Regions from separate parts of the Homo sapiens genome. Here region 2 is linked to region 1. The links are chromatin contacts, found by Hi-C or POLR2A ChIA-PET in ENCODE. All regions are on one chromosome and are shown on one strand. The core of a region is the stretch at or near the end of the contact, and the rest is flanking DNA. Distances in the headings are between cores, read along the strand shown. Region 1 holds the start of L3MBTL2 (L3MBTL histone methyl-lysine binding protein 2). Region 2 holds the start of CYB5R3 (cytochrome b5 reductase 3).

Region 1 (3,578 bases), core at 710-3,209:
CCCTGTTTCAAAAAAAAAAAAAAAAAAAAAAAAAGGATTTGGGGGAGAAGTAAGAGACGATACAGGCAAAGCTCTCAGAATAGTGACTTGCATATAGTAAGTGCTCAATAAAGGTTGCCAATTTTTACTGGTTGAAAGCATAGGCTCTGATTTGCCTGAGTTTGAATCCTGGCTCTAACATTTATTAACTGTGTGATTTTGTGCGTATTTTATCTTGCTGCTGTCATCATTACAAGAGAGGTAATAAGCTTTCTTTAGAGAATTCTTACGAAGATTGAGATAAGATATGTAAAACCTAGTTCTATTTCCAGCAGTCAGTAACAGCTCTAAAAGTGTGACTTGCTATTCTTATTCTCCACATGATTATTCTCGTTTACCCTTGCAGAAAGTTTGAGCTATTCCACCTTATATTTGCAACTACACATGCAAATATGCTAGAAAGGAAGCAATTTTTTTTTTTTTTTGAGACACAGTCTCGCTCTGTCGTCCAGGCTGGAGTGCAGTGGTGCAGTGGCCCGATCTCGGCTCACTGCAAGCTCCGCCTCCCACGTTCACGCCATTCTCCCGCCTCAGCCTCCCGAGTAGCTGGGACTACAGGTGCCTGCCACCACGCCCGGCTAATTTTTTTGTATTTTTAGTAGAGATGGGGTTTCACCATGTTAGCCAGGATGGTCTCGATCTCCTGACCTCGTGATCTGCCCGCCTCGGCCTCCCAAAGTGCTGGGATTACAGGCGTGAGCCACCGCACCCAGCAAGGAAACAATTCAAATATAGGTACCCTTGTCAGGCAGGGTGACAGAGACCACCTATAGTCCCAGCTACTTAGGAGGCTGAGGTGTAAGGATTGCTTGAGCCCAAGAGTTAGAGGCTGCAGTGCGTTGTCATCACGCCTGTGAGTAACCACTGCATTCCAGCCAGGGCAACATAGGAACACCCCGTCTCTTAAATATAAGGTGCCCAGAAACCAAATGATTAAAGGATGAGGCGGGGTGCAGTGGCTCATGCCTGTAATCCCAGCACTTTGGGAGGCCGAGGTGAAGCAGACAGATCACCTGAGGTCAGGAGTTCGAGACCAATCCGACCAACATGGCAAAACCTCGTCTCTACTAAAAATACAAAAATTAGCCGGGTGTGGTGACACATGCCTGTAATCCCAGGAACATGGGAGATGGAGACAGAATTGCTTGAACCCGGGAGACGGAGGTTGCAGTGAGCCGAGATCGCGCCACTGCACTCCAGCCTAGGTGACAGAGCAAGACTCCGTCTGAAAGAAAAAAAAAAAAGGATGAGTGGGTTCCAGGTTGCAGTACAGTGTGAAAAGCATAACAGGCAAAGTTTCAGAGGCGGACAGACTTAGTGCCAATCTCCTTCACTTTCCAGCCGGGGTAACTTCCTGGGGTGTCGCACCACCTCTAAGCCTCAGTGGCTTGAACGACAAAGACGAAAGAATAATACATGATTGCTGTGAGTGTACTGGAAGATAATGCACGTGAACGTTACAGACAAGGAGTGATGTTCACCCAACTTTAATCTCCCTTCACTTCCCACCTCATGTAACAGGCCTCACAAGCCCTAAACAACACAGCCACGAGACAAGCAGGATAAGGAAGATTCAGGAGCTCTCAGATCCTAAACCTAGTTCCCTTTCCCCCAGGCCAGGGACGGCTGTTCCTCCCTGAACTCCTCGCCGAACGTTGGCCCCAGCAGGAGAGGGGCAAAAAGTAACGTCAATTGCCTCTGCCCCTGGCTCAGTTTAACTACCTCAGTTTATCCATCCTCCCACCCTCCACCCTCCAGGCGTCGCTAAAAGCCCTAAAGAAGGGCCCACGGAGCGAGGCTCTCGGAGTTCCCTTTCCCAGTCACGCTAAGTCCTCGCCTTCTCACCTCAATACTCCGGGGCTTCTCCATGAGACCTCAGTTTCGCCAAGCGTCACCAGGTGCAGGAAGCCATATTGGCCTGCCCCGTCGCTCTCCGCGAGAGCACTCATTGGTCGCCTCCCTGAGCCGCGGGCCAATCACGCTGCAGGAAGGAGGAAAAGCCGGTTCCGTGCCTGCTCCCGCCATTCTCTCCCTGTGGGCGGGGAAGCCGCGGGCGGTTATGGGAATTGTAGTTCGCATGTGTGCAGGGTGAGTCGTTACCATAGCGACGTGGAAACCAGGGGCGCTGGAAACCTGGTGCGCCTCACGCCGAGTGTTCCAATTACGCCAACCTCTTGACTTCACTGGATGTTATTCTTCCCTAAACGGTTATTGAGCACCTATGATAGTCACTGTTCCAGACTCCAGGAATAACCTCGTACTCTCCCGGGTTAGATATTTAAGGTGCCCTTTTGCTGGGATGCATAGCAGAGGGACTCATTTCCAACTCAGGCAGAAACTGGACTACTCCAGATTAAAAAGAAAAAAAAAAGGAAGAAACTGGAATACTCTGTGTGTGTGTGTGTGTGTGTGTGTGTGTGTGTGTGTGTGTGTGTGTGTGTTTTCTTGAGACGAAGTCTTGCCCTGTCGCCCAGGCTGGAGTGCCGTGGCGCGATCTCGGTTCACTGCAACCTACGCCTGCCAGGTTCAAGCGATTCTCCTGCCTCAGCCTCCCAAGTAACTGGGACTACAGGCGCCCACCACCAAGCCCGGCTAATTTTTGTATTTTTTAGTAGAGACGGGGTTTCACCAGGCTGGTCTTGAACTCCTGACCTCGGGATCCACCCGCCTCGGCCTCCCAAAGTGCTGGGATTACAGGCGTGAACCACCGCGCCCGGCTGAAACTGGAATATTCTTTTTCTCAATACTGTAAATGTCCAGCCTGCTCAAAATCTTACAACATTCCTCCTTCACCACTCTCTCCTGGGTAAAAACCTCGAATCTGAGGCTCTCTGCCTCATCCCGTTAGGGTTTCCCACAACCTCCTTAGACACCCTGAGTTCTAGGTGCTGTTGTGGAGCTTTGCAAACATCTTTTCAAACCCTTAGACATCCTATCACCGTTTGAAAGAAGAGGAAGTGGTGGCTCTTCACCACTTCAGGTTTAGGCACTTTCCAAGATCACACAGGATTGGGATTCCAAATTTAGTACAGATTCCTTCCCTATGCCATGCCGTGTCCCAGTGAATTAATTGAGACTCTAAATGCAATATGTGGAGGCTGAATACATATAAAATATATGCCTAAATTTGAAGTCCGCCGTGGAGATGTCAAACTCTTCCTAGAGGTCTTTCTTTCCTTCAACCCCTTCCACCCTAAACCCCTGTATCCATGCTGTCAACGTGTTGGTTTTTCTACCTCCAAAATATATCCTGTATTTCCTCCACCACTACCACTCTAATACAAGCCACCGGCCCATTGCAGCAGCCCTTCAACTGGTCACCCTTTCTTTCTTTCTTTTATTGATTGATTGATTGATTGAGATGGAGTCTCCCCTGTCGCCCAGGCTGGAATGCAGTGGGATCTCCACTCACTGCAACCTCCACCTCCTGTGGTCACCCTTTTTAAATCTTCACCTTTAATACACACAGGTGATCTTTAAAACTCATTGACCTGGCCGGGTGCAGTGGATCACGCCTGTAATCCCAGCACTTTGGGAGG
Region 2 (3,387 bases), core at 680-3,179, 1.4 Mb before region 1:
ACCTAGATCCTGCAGGGCTCCCCATTCTCCTTGACATTCCAGTTCTTTCCACCCGGGGCTCCACATTGCCTCCCCAACGTCACATCACACCCCAGCTCGGCTGTATCAGCCCCTCTAACCTTGCCCATCAGGCCTCTGTTCACCTGTCTCCACCTCCAGGCCCTGCCAGCAAGGCGCTTCTCCCTTTCTCTGCCTGGTCTGTGCCACGTTGCCTGAACACACAGCCCACCCCATCCCCTCAGAGCACCAGGAGCTCACATCTGGGTCCAAGACCCTACCAGGAGAGCAAGGCAAGAGAATGACGCTAAGGCCCAGCATGAGCCTACACAGAGAAGGTGCCCACTGTCTGTCAAATTCATCCATTCAACAAGTATTTAGGCTGCTCATCGTGGCTCACGCTTATAATCCCAGCACTTTGGGAGGCCAAGGTGGGAGGATGGCTTGAACCCAGGAGTTCCGGACCAGCCTGGGCAACATAGTGAAACCCGTCTCTACAAAAAAATGCAAAAATGGCCGGGCGCGGTAGTTCCCACCTGTAATCCCGGCACTTTGGGAAGCCGAGGCAGGTGGATCACCTGAGGTCGGAAGTTCGAGACCAGCCTCACCAACATGTTGAAACACCGTCTCTACTAAAAATACAAAATTAGGCCGGGCGCGGTGGCTCACGCCTGTAATCCCAGCACTTTGGGAGGCCGAGGCGGGCGGATCACGAGGTCAGGAGATCGAGACCATCCTCGCTAACACGGTGAAACCCCGTCCCTACTGAAAATACAAAAAATTAGCCGGGCGCGGTGGGGTGCCTGTAGTGCCAGCTACTCGGGAGGCTGAGAATGGCGTGAACCCTGGAGGCGGAGCTTGCATTGAGCCGAAATGGCGCCACTGCATTCCAGCCTGGGGGACAGGGCGAGACTCTGTCTCAAAAAAAAAAAAAAAAAAAAAAAAAAAAAGATTAGCTGGTTAGCCAGATGTGGTGGCACATGCCTGTAATTTCGGGAGGCTGAGGCAGGAGGATCTGTTGAACCCTGGAGGCGGAGTTTGCGGTGAGCCGAGATCGCGTCAATGCATACCAGCCTGGGCAACAAGAGCGAAACTGCGTCTCAAAAAAAAAAACAATTAGCCGGACGTGGTGGCATGTGCCCAGCTACTCAGGAGGTTGAGGCAGGAGGAACACTTGAGCCTGGGAGGTTGAGGCTAAAGTGAGCTGTGATCAGGCTCCTGCATTCCAGTCTGGGCAAGAGTGAGACCCTGCTTTACCAAAAAAAAAAAAAAAAAAAAAGGTATTTATTGAGCACCTACTATATGCTAGGCTCTGTGTGGCTAGGCTCTGGGGATGTACGGGACTTCAAACCAGATAGGGCCTTGCCCTCCGGGAGCGCACAGTCCACTGGGATGGGGTGGGAGTGGGGGAAACACGCAGGAGGCCTTCAGCTAAGTGGGACAAAGATCACTCCACAGTGGGACAATGGCGTGGGGAGCGGAGGCGCCGCCGGCGAGGAGGCTCCGGGCGGGCCGTGCTGAGACCGCAGCATTTAACCCGGCCCGAGGCAGCTGGGAACAGTGCTGCCCAGGGAACTACAAATTCAAAGGCCCGGGGAAGGGCCGCGCTGAGCAGCTGCAGGCACAGGCCCAGGCCAGGCCAGGCAGGACCGGCCCCTGCAGTCTCGGAGGCCGGGGGAAGATTCCGCCTCTTATTCTCGCTCCCATCCGGGGGGCGCCATCTTGCTTCCTTTATGGCGGCGAACGAGGCCCAGAGAGGCCACCGTCCCGCGCGGGGCAGCACAGCGGCGGGAGAGCTCGGAGCGCAGAGGGCCGCATCCCCAGTTCCCAGTCTCCATCCCCGGCAGAAGCAGGCGGAGCGACCCGGTCCCCGCCCCCGCGCCCGCCCCGCCCCGCGCGCCCGCCTGGCCCCTCGGCCCCGCCCCTGCTCCGGAGTGACGCGGGCCCGGGCGCGACGGTCTCGGCGGCGGCGGCGGCGGCGACAGAGCGAGCGCGGCGCGGGGCCACCATGGGGGCCCAGCTCAGCACGGTAGGCGGGGAGGGGGCGCCGGGGCCGCGGGGCGTCGCGAGGGACTGGGACCCGGCGGCGAGGGGGCGGGCTGGCCTGCGGGAGGTGACGCGGGACCCGGGCCGCACCCGGCCGCACCCACTTCGCCCGCCCAGCCCGCCGCGCCCCACCCCACCCCACAAGGGCCTGGGCGAGCTACGTGGTGACCGCTACTTACGCCCTGGCAGTCTGCAGCGGGGACCCAGCCCTCCTGCCCGGGGGGCGCGCCAGAGCCCAGCACCCGGGGGCACCTGGGCCCTGCCCTGGCCGCCGTGGGGCCTTGGCTGCTGGAGGGACCCGTGGTTGTGAGCGTGTGTGCCGCTGAGTGTGAGTGTGTGAGCGAGCGTGTGAATGGCTTGAGAGTGAATGTGTGTGTGAGTGTGACCGTGGGTGTGAAGGGCGGGCATGGAAACGTGTGATGGGGTGTGTGTGTGTGTACGGGAGTATGTGAATGGGCGATGTCACTGACTGCGACTGAACGTGTGTGTGTGTGCGATGTCACTATGTCAGAGGGTTTTGCACGTTTAGCAACAAGGAACAGAACCCGGATGACACGGGGGCATCCTCCCAATGCTCAGTGGGCCAGGCTCCCATCAAGGCCAGGCTCCCACTGACCCTGCAAGCTGTGCTGGGGACCTCACACTTTGCGGTGTCAGTGCTGTTTGCCCCATTTCACAGATGGGGAAATGCAAACTAGTCTTGGCCACCGTCCCACAACGCTGCCGCCGGAAGGAGCCTGCTCCATGGGGTTTCAAAGTCCACTCTGCTGCTGTCACTCCTGGGCTGGCCTAGAGCCACCTTCCCTTCCCCCCAGGCCACCTCCTCTCCCCAGTTTCTCAAAAGTTGACCATGGTGAGGCTGGAGGCTTGAGTCTGTGTGGACATGTGGAGGCTGCGGCTGCAGAGGGCAGCTCTCCTGTCAACTGTGACCCGCTAGGCGTGGGGAGGCTGGCACAGGAGGAATCAGCCCAGTGCTCCTCCACCTCCACCTCTACCTCTATGCCTGGCATCTGCCACTTGGAGGGCACCTGGGTCCTCCCTCCTTGGGGAGGACCTGGAGTCTCCTCCTTGGGGATCCAGGCAAAAGGCCTCTTGGCTTGGGTGGTTGCTAAGGAAAGTGTGGCCCAACCCAGAACTTCGGGATGTTCAGACCCCAGGCAACCTTGGCCAGGGTGAACCTGTGGGCATCACCCCAACCTCCATGCAACACCCGGCCCATTTTTCCCCAGAAAGCATCTGCCTCCTTTATTGTTGAAATGTCCTGCCTGTGTCTCTAAAGCTTCCCCTGGTCTCCACCCAACCCTTCCCTGCTGTTTTTGGTGGTGTTCCATACCTTCCAGCTGG

Evidence for each region. A loop is a pair of places that touch in the nucleus more often than their neighbours do. ChIA-PET counts read pairs that join two places held with the same protein, here RNA polymerase II (POLR2A). Pooled maps may share reads with other maps.
Region 2: a loop to region 1 is called in a pooled map, with 6 times the contacts of the local background. The contact joins the promoter of CYB5R3 here to the promoter of L3MBTL2 in region 1. A Hi-C loop is called at or near these places in 1 of 50 pooled maps. POLR2A ChIA-PET finds 5 or more read pairs at or near these places in 2 of 52 experiments (CD8-positive, alpha-beta memory T cell and WTC11).

What each region holds. Positions count from the first base shown.
Region 1 is chr22:41,203,693-41,207,270 of GRCh38, reverse strand. L3MBTL2 (L3MBTL histone methyl-lysine binding protein 2) reads right to left here and starts at 1,959. Exons shown (of 17, transcript NM_031488.5): 1 at 1,885-1,959. The coding sequence starts at 1,908. RefSeq lists an enhancer at 615-1,115.
Region 2 is chr22:42,647,934-42,651,320 of GRCh38, reverse strand. CYB5R3 (cytochrome b5 reductase 3) reads left to right here and starts at 1,929. Exons shown (of 9, transcript NM_000398.7): 1 at 1,929-2,026. The coding sequence starts at 2,006. RefSeq lists silencers at 1,449-1,548, 1,859-2,048, 2,069-2,418 and an enhancer at 941-1,754.